Linked DNA regions of Homo sapiens: region 1 is linked to region 2. The links are chromatin contacts, found by Hi-C or POLR2A ChIA-PET in ENCODE. All regions are on one chromosome and are shown on one strand. The core of a region is the stretch at or near the end of the contact, and the rest is flanking DNA. Distances in the headings are between cores, read along the strand shown. Region 1 overlaps LOC101929555 (a long non-coding RNA gene). Region 2 overlaps DAAM2 (dishevelled associated activator of morphogenesis 2).

Evidence for each region. A loop is a pair of places that touch in the nucleus more often than their neighbours do. ChIA-PET counts read pairs that join two places held with the same protein, here RNA polymerase II (POLR2A).
Region 1: a loop to region 2 is called in a map of endothelial cell of umbilical vein, with 2.9 times the contacts of the local background. The contact joins two enhancer-like sites. A Hi-C loop is called at or near these places in 1 of 168 maps with a recorded cell type or tissue (endothelial cell of umbilical vein). POLR2A ChIA-PET finds 5 or more read pairs at or near these places in 1 of 52 experiments (HepG2).

Annotation. Positions count from the first base shown.
Region 1 is chr6:40,994,415-41,000,512 of GRCh38, reverse strand. The region is part of intron 1 of LOC101929555 (a long non-coding RNA gene); the gene reads left to right. Among named protein-coding and RNA genes, the nearest start is that of UNC5CL, 42 kb to the left of the region's middle. RefSeq lists enhancers at 2,195-2,867, 2,868-3,541. Within about 2 kb of position 3,117, at least 15 of the 41 ENCODE cell types and tissues checked have a DNase peak (open chromatin) inside an H3K27ac peak, as active enhancers do; they include endothelial cell of umbilical vein, where a contact is called at or near this core.
Region 2 is chr6:39,883,784-39,889,589 of GRCh38, reverse strand. DAAM2 (dishevelled associated activator of morphogenesis 2) reads right to left here. Exons shown (of 25, transcript NM_001201427.2): 15 at 5,521-5,628; 16 at 1,998-2,104; 17 at 827-911. DAAM2-AS1 (DAAM2 antisense RNA 1) reads left to right here. Exons shown (of 4, transcript NR_125831.1): 4 at 535-800. Among named protein-coding and RNA genes, the nearest start is that of DAAM2-AS1, 11 kb to the left of the region's middle. RefSeq lists an enhancer at 742-1,941. Within about 2 kb of position 1,754, at least 22 of the 41 ENCODE cell types and tissues checked have a DNase peak (open chromatin) inside an H3K27ac peak, as active enhancers do; they include endothelial cell of umbilical vein, where a contact is called at or near this core.

The DNA.
Region 1 (6,098 bases), core at 1,868-4,367, 1.1 Mb before region 2:
CCACACCTTGCCTCTAGTTCCTGGGCTTCCCTTTTAGGAGGAAGTCTTATCAGACCTAGAGTAGGGACACATTCCGTAGTGGTCACGTGGCCCAGATGAGAGGGATGCCCACCTCATGCCCTCTCTGTACTTGCCACTGCAAGCCAGCCCAGCCAGCTTCCTACATTCCTTTACAATTCTCTGGACAAAAAGCAGGTGCCAGCCTCCCTGTTCCAGAACCTGGGGGCAAGGGCAAGCCCCAAGCTCCTGTCTGGGGAGCACCATGTCAGCCTACTGGTTTCTGTGGCTCAGCCAGCACCCAGCTGGGTATTGGACTCACTCTCTCCCTCTCGAAGGCCTCCTGACCTCCCTGCTGTTCTCTTGGATCTTTGTGCCTCACTTGAGGATGGGAGAAACATCTTCCTCCTGCCTTCATGGGGAAAGGGAGGGATGGAGAAACACCCTAGCCTTTCCTACTAGGCTGACAACTCCCTACTCTTAGAAATGCGCCTATTTCAATGGACTCGCAAATCTTCTAGTATTCTCTTGGGGTGGTGGAGGTGGGATGGGAGGATTGGATCACTCATCTTTGAGAAAATCCTGCAGGTATCCTCTGATCACTTTCTTTTTAGACTGCGGGGGCACTTTTACTTATTGCTATCCACTTTAGGGCTTTTAGCAGAAGTTCTGAGATTGCAGGGAAAATCCCATTTGATGTCCCATTAAGTGTTCAAACTTCCTCTTTGACTTGGCTGCCTTGCCGGGGATCTGCTTGCCAAGGGCTCTCTAACCTTGACTCAGCACAGCTCCCTCCAGTGGTCTTAGGACCCAGATGTGCAGCTGAGGTCACAGCCTTGCTCCAGGCCCTGCCTTTCCACAGTGTGCTGGGAAGCAGATCTTCTCACCTCCTCTGTACTGTGGAGGCTGACATCTTTTCCATTTTGCTGTGCATACCACGTTTGTTAAGGGAAAGAGGCTTTGAAGGAAGAATGGACATTTCTTCAATAAAGACATGTTATTTCTTTTGGCTTTGGGGGTCAGTTTTTTGTTTGTTTGCCTTTTTTTTTTTTTTTTTTTTTTTTTAAATATCAACACTCTCTAAAGTTCTAAAGGTAGGAATAAGAAGGTCTAGTGTTTTTTTTTTTTTTTTCTGTTTGCTTGTTTTGTTTTTTGTTTGTTCTTTTTGGGTTAAATTAGAACTGGTGAGCCAGCTCCAACCTGGCATTTCCAACTCGAAGTTCATGGTTCTGTCTCCTCTCAGCTCCGTGCGCCATCTTTGCCTGTTTCTTGGGTACTGAACCACGCTCAGCAGCAGGGCTGCCAGCCCTGATTTCCTGGGTCAGTCAGGCAACATATCTGAATTCTAAGAAAGCCACCTGGAGCATAATGACTTTCCTCTCAAGGTGAGACTGTGGCCAGCTAGTGAGAAAATGTGAATGAGGGCGAGGGGCAACTCTGGCCACCTTTTAGTCCCGTGGGCCATGTATATTAGTCACATAGGCTAGGTTTTGCTGCAATTGCAGGTAACTCCACAACAGAACTTATTTTTCATCTGGGCTACGTGTCCACTGCAATCCAGCCACAGCTCTGTTCCATGCTTTCTTCTCTTGGGGACCAAGCCTGTTGGATAAGGCACTATCTGGAACATGTTCTGGTCATTGTGACAGCAAGAGAAAAGCCAGAGAACCACGTGCTAGCTCTTAAAACTTATACTCCAAAGTGACACATGTGACTTCTGCTCACATTTCATGGGCCAAAGCAAGTCATTTGGCCAGAGCTGCATATATCAGAAAGGAGGTGTCTATTTCTCCTGCAGGGAGGGGCACTGAATATTTGGGACGGTCTTTTTCCAGGAAGATACCAGCTCTGCCTAAAATATAGCAGTTGCATGCGATTTAGAAATCTGACAAACAGGATTGTCAGAAAAGATCTGAAGGAAGCTGCCATGTGGGGAATTGTAATTTTTTCCCCTAAAGATTATTTCATGCTTGTTGGATCCATCATATTCTGAAATCCTTTTGCTGTCCAACAAATATTGATAAGTGGAGGCTATTCAGTCACATAGTTCTTAGGCATATCACGCCATAGCTCCCTGACATATGCCTACTGGCTGCCTTAATTTTCTCCCAATTTGTAGCTCCATGTTTCCCCATCTTCCTCCCCACACCCCATCTTTTTCTTTTTTTCTTTTTTTTTTTTTTTTTGCCCTTCTTCATTTCTTCTCTGGTCTCCAAAACCCAGATGACTGTGACTTTTCTGTGATCACTTAAGATTTTCAAGCTCCTCCCTCAAGAGGCTGGTAATTTCCACTTGGAGCATTTTCCTACTATTTTGTCCAGCTAAGCAGTAGGTTCTTAGGAAAACTGTGTGTCTTGGAGAATGAATTTCCATCAGAGGTAAGTGATTGGCATGCTTTTTTCTGTTTTTGATTAAAAATAATTTTAATATAATATTTTACTAGATTGTCTGACCAGAAAAGAAATTACTAAAAATCATAGCTATAGAGGCACTTTAACAAAATAAATATTTAATACCTGGGACCTATTTGGTACTTTTCTCTTTGCCCCTTCTTATTACAAGTACCTGAATTCTCATGCTTGATTGCCAGATGGGATCTTGAAGTGTCTGGCCAAGTCCTGTGGGGGTCAGAGCCCTCTGTTGCGGCTGAGCCTTGGACCAGCAGTGATCAGAAACCTTTCCTGGGGGGAGGCTTTTGTTTGCTTGCAGGAATGTTTCTGGGCCACCACCCCAGGTAGCCCATTCACCGTCCTGGCAGGGAGAGCTCATAAAAGAGGCAGCCTATTTCACTTTTTTCTTTCCTCCTTATCAACTGGGACAGTTTGTTTTTCCCTCTGACTCATAGATCCGGAATTTCAGGACTAGAAAGGGGCTCCCCTGCTGTTTTCTTCAAGTGACAAAAAGACAAAGATAGAGTTTAGCTACCTATAGTGCATTTTACTTCAGCATGAAGAATACTTATAATTGTCTTTTCCAATCAGACATTTTCCTAGCCAGTTTGTTTACCTTATTTTGATTTTGAGGAGGCCCATTTCCTACCTTGTTTTCGTTTGTCTTATTTTTTACTGGTCTTAGCTGGGTCTTTTGTGAGCTGCTAATTTGCTCTCTGGTCTCTTAGCAACCAGGAACTTTTCCAGCTTGCTGCTGAATCAGACCTTGGAGTTGCAAAGTTTATAACAGAACCTGCTGAAGGACAGTATCTCTCCTAGAGCCAGCAATTTTAAACCAATGTTTGAACAAGAAAATTAACCAGGGTTTCAGGACATGTACATTCACAAAGGCAACAACTACAAAACAAATGTCTGGCTCTCCAGAATGGTTCCATTCTCTTCCGCTCCCAGCCCCAGATGGCCAAGTGCTCTCTGGCTTACTTTGTCTTCCCTCCTGCAGCACAAGGCATTTCCCATTCCCTGTTCTTGGGCTGATGTGAAGCAAATGGAGCCTGCTCAGATAGGAAACAACTGTGCCCTGCCTGGAGGAGAACCAGAAAGGGGTTCTGGGTCTGCTGCTTGTTAGCAGGGGGTCAGGGCCAGCTGGTCACATGGTCTTTGACAGTTTCATTCCACACGTATTTATTTCACGCCCACTAGGTGCTAGGCCTCAGCACAGGGAAATGCATAGAATACAGCTGTGTCCCTTTAGAGCCTGTAGTCTAGTGAAGACAAACATAAATAATCTGGTTGCTATCCGTGTGACAAGCCTGCACTCACGATATAAACAAAGGACCGTGGCAGGAGAGAGGAGAACTTTGCCTGGGCAGAGGAGTGAAAGCCTATGTGAACTGACCACACTGGAGGCAGGTGAGGGGATGTGCAGTGTGAGGAGGCAGAGGCTACCTCTCTCCACCTTCAGCACATGTGCTGCAAGTCACACACTCCTGGCATTGGTCACCTGGGGGAAGGGAGCCCAAGAATATTAGCCAACATGAGAGTTTACTAGTTCTTCAGGTTGTCTATGACGATGTAAAAAACTGCTCCAAAGCTTTGTGGCATGAAACAACCACTATTTTATTGTGATCCCAAATTCTGTGGGTCAGAAGTTAGAAAAAAGCACAGAGGTGGATCTTTCAGGGGAGGACTGGAATGGGGGTGCTTTCAACCACTGGGGGCTGGAGGATCCACTTCCAATAGTTTTTTCACTCATATGTCTGGCAGCTGGGCTGGGCTGGCTTACGGGTGGGCTCAGCTGAGAGAGCATGGAGTTCTCAGGATTGTTAGACTTTTTTTTTTTTTTTTGAGACAGAGCAAGGCTGGAGTGCAGTGTTTTAATCTTGGTTCACTGCAACCTCCGCCTCCGGGATTCAAGAGATCCTTCCACCTCAGCTCCGGAGTAAGTAGGATTACAGGTGTGCACCACCATATCCTGCTAATTTTTTTGTATCTTTAGTAGAGACAGGGTTTCACCATGCTGGCCAGGCTGGTCTTGAACTCCGGACCTCCGAGGTGATCCACCCACCTCGGCCTCCCAAAGTGCTGGGATTACAGGCGTGAGCCACAGCACCCAACCCATTGGACTTCTTACATGAAGGCTCTGAGAGAAAATAAATGTCCTTTGAGAGCTAGGCTGAAGCTGTATGGCCTTCTATGCACCCTGCCTTGGAAGTTACATAGCATTCATTCCAAATGTACTATTGGTGGGAGGTGCCAAGGACCCATTCAAATAAAAAGTAGGGGACAAGGTCTGCTGTGGTGGCTCACAGCTGTAATCTAAGCACTTTGGTAGGCTGAGGTGGGCGGATCACCTGAGGTTGCCAGTTTGAGACCAGCCTGACCAACATGGAGAAACCTCATCTCTACTAAAAATACAAAGTTAACTGGGTGTGATGGCACATGCCTGTAATCCCAGCTACTTGGGAGGCTGAGGCAGGAGAATCGCTTGAACCTGGGAAGTGGAGGTTGCGGTGAGCTGAGGTTGTGCCATTGCACTCCAGCCTGGGCAACAAGAGCGAGACTCCGTCTCAAAAAAAAAAAAAAAAAAAAAGAAAAAGAAAGTAGGGGACATAGATCTACCTCTTGATGGAAGGAGGATAAAAATATTTGCAGTCATGCTTAAAACACCACACAGGAAAAAAAGAGTAGTCTCAGGCCAGGACTTGTACATTTTAGACTGACTCTGCCTCTCACTGGCTGTGTGACCCCAGGATTAGGTGCTTCTCCTCTCTGGGCTCTGGTCTCTTCATCTATAAAAGGAGGGCTTCACCAGGTTAATCTACATTCCCTTCTAATGAGGCGCAGCAGCATAGCACATGCTCCGTAATGACCTATTGATGAGGAGAGAGCTGAATTTTAACTGTAGGAAGGATCTCCAATGGAATCATGTGGATCATTAAGTAAAATAGGAGTTTTTGAATTTTCACACTGAAAGAAACTTGAGGAAATATAGTCTGGCTCCCTTGTTTTATAAATGGGGAAATTGAGATCTAGAGAAGCTACAGGTCTTGCCCAAGTTCTGGAAGTAAGTTAATGAGGGCTATTAAAGAATAGAAGCTGGAGGCCAGGGCGCGGTGGCTCAGGTCTGTAATCCCACCACTTTGGGAGGCCGAGGTGGGTGGATCATGAGGTCAGGAGTTCAAGACCAGCCTGGCCAAGATGGTGAAACTCCGTCTCTACTTAAGAAAAAAAAAAACCCACAAAATTTAGCTGGTTGTGGTGGTGGGCACCTGTAATCCCAGCTACTTGGGAGGCTGAGGCAGGGAATTGCTTGAACCCTGGAGGTGGAGGTTGCAGTGAGCCGAGATTGCACCACTGCACTCCAGCCTGGGCAACAGAGCGAGACTCCATCTCAAGAAGAATAGAACCTGGGTCTCTGAACCACACATCCTGTGTGCCTGACCCTCCTGATATTCCATTTGGAATTTCATTCAAACATCCACTTCCAGGAAGGCATCTCTTACATAAATTGAAGGATATCTGTAAAAAGCCATCTGGAAATTTTCCCTGTGTCCAACCTAAGAAGTTAATTGGGCTTGAGGGTGTGTTGGCCAGATCTGGCTGTTTCGCTGGACCTTGCTCAGGACTGGAGCAGGATGACAATGGAGCTGTGAGACTGATAGGGAAGAGGTGTTTGCTTCTGCTTTGGGTCCTATTTTTTTCATGCCGACC
Region 2 (5,806 bases), core at 505-3,004:
TTATTTTAGTCAGTATTTGTACTCATTTCCCTGGAGTTATACCTAAGAGTGGGATTACTAGGCAATAGGGCGGGTATATGTTTAGCTGTAGAGTGTACTTCCAAGTAGTTTTCCAAAATAATTGTGCCAAATGAGAATTCCAATTGCTTCACATCCTCGTCAGCACATGGCATTGTCAGTCTTTTTAATTTTAGCTACTCTAGTGGGTGTGTGGTGCCCCCTTATTGTGGTTGACTGTATTTCTCTGATAACTAATCATATTGAACACCTTTTCATATTCTTATTGTCTATTTGGAAATCCTCTTTCATGAAGCACCCCTTCAAGTCTTCTGCTCATTTTTAAGTTGATTTCATCATTTTCTCATTGATTTGTAGAGTTCTTTGTTCTGAATATGATCTTTGTTATATGTATGTATAGCAAATATCTTCTTCTAAGGTTTGTCTTCTTTTCACTCAGTAACCATGCCCTTGATGAACAGAAGTTCTTAACTGTAATGAAGTCCAATTGATGATGTTTCTTTGTGTGTTTTCTAGGTTTCCCAAAGGATCCAAAAAACTGAGAGGGAAGAGATTTGGGGAAGATGTCACTTTTCCTCATCTGACTTTGCCTTGGAGTCAGATGGGAGAATGACTCCTGGAGAACACTTAGCCTTTTCCAGCTTTCCCCAAGAAAGGCTGGCCCAGGGAGGCTTCTATAAACCTTCTCCCTAACTCTTCCAGCCTGATTTCTCCTTGACCCAAGAATCGCAGCCTCCTGGGGGCTGTTGGGAAGGGGCGTGGCTGCCCGCTGGGTTCAGTTCCCCTTCCTTCCCACGAGGGTCCTCACCTGCTCCAGCATGTCCTTAGCAAGGTCCTCCTGCTCATCCATCTTCAAGATGGCCTGCCGGATCTCCTCGTTAGAAAGCTTCAACCTAAGGCAAAACCCCACCTCAATCCAGGACAGCCCTCAAACCTTCTTCTCCAAAAGGTACCACCTCCGCCTTCCCTCATTCCCTAACAGGACTTGGGAATATATTTAATAGTATTCCCCCCTCACCTCCTCTACAAAGCCTTCTTAGATTAGACTAGTATGATTCAGTCCACAAACTTGATAATGAGCATTTTAGTGTCAAAATAGAGACGTGAGGGTCTCTGTTCTCTTGATAATCCATCAGAGCTGATAGGGGCATTTGGGAGTAAAAGAGATGTCTTCAATGTAGACCAAAGGGACAGGGCAAAGGGTTCCTGATCCTTCTCCTCCTCCTCATGCTTAAAAAATGCACAGCATCTCCACGGGAGGACAGGATTATCGGCAAGCCACTAAGAGGGCAATTTCCTGCTGCCTTCATTCTCAGAACACAGAATCGCTCTCAGTCTTCTGACAGCGCCTCAGCTCCCACACAGCTGTCCCAATCAGTCTTGCTGTCTGGGAGAGGGAGAAGCCACACACCCCCATAGCCCTTCCCTATCCCCTCCACATGCACCCCCATTAGGAACCCTGGGGATTCAGAACTCTTTCCACCATCAAGTGGGGGAAACTGAGGCCTGGGGGCTTGTGAGAAGAAAGGGAGGAGGATGTCTCAGAGGCGGCTGGGGCAGCACTAAGAATAGTATGGGAGGTGGTGCCCTCTGACCCTGCTCAGGCAGGAGGCCCCCCCGTACAGAAGCTGTGCTGTTAGCGCAGATACTGCCCTGTTTGTTCTGCAGCCGCGGGAAATGCTTAGGGGCTGAGATCATGCTGCTCCATGGCCTGAGCCAAGCGAGGCCCTCCGTGGGCTTAGAGCAACTCAGCTGCCAGACGCTGACCAGGCTGGGCAAGGGCCTCGTGACTGGGCAGTTTCCTGCCTGCAGAGCCCCAAACTGCTGCTCAAGGCAGGTTCCCGAGAGACAGTTCCAGATCAATGCCTGCCCCTCCCAGGGGACAGCAGAGAGGGAGAGGCCCGAGACTGCCACCACTCCGTTCCTCCACCCCCTTTGTCCCCCAGGCATCCAACTCAACCACCTTCTTTTGCACATACTTGGAAAGAAGGATGATGCAGTTTTGGGCCCTCCGGCCATCAATGACCGACAGCTCTTTGACCTTGCGGGAAGCCAGGTAGATGTCTTCAGTGGAGCCCAGCTCTTTCTGCAACCAACAAGTCAAGTGGACAGTTGAGGTGTGGGTTCCCTAATCCTCCTCTTACCCGCCCCGCAAGAGCCACCTCCTACCAATCCAGGAATGCTCCTGGTGTGAGGGGAAGGGGGAAGAAAAAGACAGGAGAGAGAGGAGGGTGGATAATAGCTAACTTTAAGAGACGGTATCTGGGACTTTTCCATAGGCTCCAATGGGTTGGGGAAGGACACCGAGAAGCCCCCCTTCCTATTTTTTTTATTTTTTTAGAGATTTTTTTTAGAAATTATCCACTCTGGGCAATGAGGGAAGGGGCTGTGCCAGTGGGTCAGGGTATGACTGATCTCTGTGGCTTTGGGCAATGTGACATAACCTCCCATGACTCCAACAGAATCAACTCCCATTCCCACTGCCCAACCCAGAGGCCCTCCTCAGGCTTATGCTGAGAACCTGGTTGCAAACCCCCCTAGGGAACAGTTGCTGACTCCTAGGGACTTCAGGCACAGCCCAAGATGCCCAGGGTAGAGAGCATCCACAAGTTCAGAGGTATGGAAACTGAAGCAGAACTCTCTCCTCTGAGTCCCAGCAGGCAGATTCTGGAGAAATCATTGATCCCGCCCCACTCCTTCTCTTGGGCCCCTGGCGAGGTAGACAGGAGGCTGTCTAGTGTGCTGTTCTTCCTCTGGGAGGTCCCTCTTGCACAACTTCAGGGGCCGCCTTGCATGGTTATCTTTGTGAATTGTGTCGTGCCTACCCTGTGTGTCCTTACAGGAAAGGCTCTCCTTTGGCCTGGTGGGTAAGACAGTAGACCTAGAAGCCTTCTCCTCATTCCAGGAGACATTGACCTCCACTGCTGCCAGGGGTCTATTTGATTACCTCCCTCTGCTACATTTCTTCTTTCTCTTTGGGGGCCCTCTCCCATACCACCCTGTATGAATGGGGAATAAGGTAGAAAGTGGAATGGACAAGTCCTCTCTGTCAGGCCCAGTACAGAGCAGCAGCCCGGGACAGCAGTTAAAAGTTGGAGTGGTCAGAGCCCCGAGAGTAACTCACCTGCTGAGAAGGATTAGTTATCAGCTCCTAGGCAGCAGCCACAGCCAACAGAGAATTAAACATGCACAACATTAGCCAAGACATTTGGGGACCCAGAAATAGCATGACAGACACAGGGATCCCTCAGCATCTACACTGTCCACTTCATCCCAGTGAGACCCATGGTTGTAGACAGGCACCCATAAGTGGCACTAGACAGGAGCTGCTTCTAGCAGACATGCACTCACGGAGAAGCCAAACGAAGCGGAGATCAGGCAGCTCCTCCCATCTGCCTAGTGCGACCACCACTCCCCAGTTAGGGCAGACCAAACCCCTGAGTTCTCCCACCCCAGGCTTTGCTGCCTGTTCTTCCTTTTCCTCTGCTGAAAACCTGCAGAGAGGGTGGAGGACATTCCTCCATCCTGGGATGAGTTCACCTTTCTAAATAGAGGAGGAGTCACAAATGAACTCGATCTGGAAGCTCCAGAAAGTTGTGTTTACTGAGGCAGAGAAAAGCAAGTGCCCTTGAATTTGCTCACTGCCCCTCATCTGTCCTTTGATGTGCAAGGGGAACTGAAGAGGCACAGCACGCACCTCTGTTCTCCCTGACGCCGATGGAGTGGAAGCTACTGACTCAAAACTCGCATGGGGCACAGAGAAGACCATGACTCCCAGGACCTCCCCTGCCCCACAACCAACTGAGAGAAGAGGCAACAAGGTTAATACGGCCTCCGGGATCTCTCCAGTCCTGCTGCTGGGATTTCAGTCCCAGAGACTAGACGGCCCACTGAGTGAGGGGAGGCAGGTGATTGGACTGTGTGGGCTCAGAGAGGTGAGGGGGACAGGACAGGGGGTCTTTCAGTCTTAACTCTTCTCAACTCACCAAGCTGGGAGGCCCCAGACCCAGTTTGTACAAAATCCATAACCTTCTTTCCTGACTGGCCCCATCCCAGCCTCACCTCAGGGCCCTGGAGCCTGAGTAGGCTGGGCCAGAGTCCTGTCCTGCAGAAAGACTCTCAAATGAGGAGGTGGCCTGCGATCACCAAGCCTGGTATGCTTGCCACACACTCCTCTGTCCTCAACCCCACTCGTGGAGAATTGGCTCCCAGGAGCCAGTGCTCAAAGAGTTCCTTTCAGCTCCAGCAGCCTTAGCTGCCAGCCTGACATGGGCATGGGGTTAAAAATGCCTCCTGGAATTAGGAGTAGAGAATCCGATGCTGTGGGCACCCACATTTAAATTAAATAAGCAATCATCTGGCCAGAGCCCTAGGAGCGGCTGCATGTGTCCTCAGTCATCCACAGATCAGGGCTGGGCAGAAAGTGAGCTAGGGCAACCTCTCCAGCTCAGTGGGGAGCCAGGCCACAACAGCCAGCCATTGCCAGGACCCACTCATTGGCACCCAGGGAAACCCTCAAGACTGAGATCCCAGGCTAAGTAAAGAAAACAAGGAAGATGGTAGCCCAGCCCCAAGAGGGAGAAGTCCCTCTGGGGCGGGCCAGAGATAAAGCAATTCCCTGAGGCTTCTAAGCTGGTCATTCCCCAAATGGACTTAGAGGGAAGGCCCCTAGCTGCTAGTTACCAGGCGGATTCCTGGGCCCCAACTCATCTCCCGAATCACATTCCAGGATGAGGTCTGAGAAGCAACCCTTTTGGCAGTCCCCACAGATACTCGGCACAGTTTCAGATTCCCACCTCAGGAACACCCTGCGCTCTGCCACCAACTCACCCCCTACTTTCTCTGTGACTGGAAGACCAGACTGCTGGCAGCCACCTGCACATAGAGCCTTGAGAGCAATATCCAAGGCTTCCCCGGGCCTTCCCAGGCCCAGGCCCAGGCCCAGCCCCAGCCTCAGCCTCAGCCTCAGCCCCCTGAGTGACATGGAGCAGCACCTTCTGCCTTCCTTGCAAGGCAACATCCCCTGCTCGGTCTCATAGAGGTGTTGACAGACAAAATGTGGTGGAAAAGTGGTTTGAGAAGTTATTATGCCTTCTAAGCCTAGTCCCTAAATCCTGGGCCAAAGACAGCAAGGGTCCACAGTGGTCAGGCCTTGCGACTCTACCTCCGATGCTCCAGGATGGAAGAGAGAAATGGACAAAACACCATTTCAATACTTGGTGTATAAATATGAACCATAATACAAGCATATTTCCCCCTATGGTCTGTGCACCTCTACTTCATACCTACATCCTCAGCAAGAATAAAATCATCACCTCATAAAGAATAAAATCATTCAGTATACATGTGAGGAAGGAAGGAAAGAAGGAAGGGAAGGGGAAGATGGAGGAAGGGAAGGAAGGAAAGGAAAGGAAAGGAAGGCAGGCAGGCAGAAAGAAAAGGAGAAGCTGAGGTTTGGATTCAAGGGTATGGTCCAAGAGGCCAGAGGGTATAGGGTCTTACCTGGTGCCTCTGGTAGGCTGAAAACATCTTTTCAAAATCCTCTAGGTCCAGGATCCGAAATACCTGCATGTCATCAATCTCATTCCATACGGTGCCAGGGACACGCTCCTAAAATTCAGGGTAGGGAGAAGATCCCATGGTTGGCCCAACTCCATCATGAAGATGCTCCATGCCTCCCTAACCCCACTTATCTCCCAACTGCACATACTAAGATGACCAGGATTTCAGACCTTCAGAAGGTAGTCGGTTGCTCCCCTCAACCTCCAACTCTCTTGAATACTCTGCT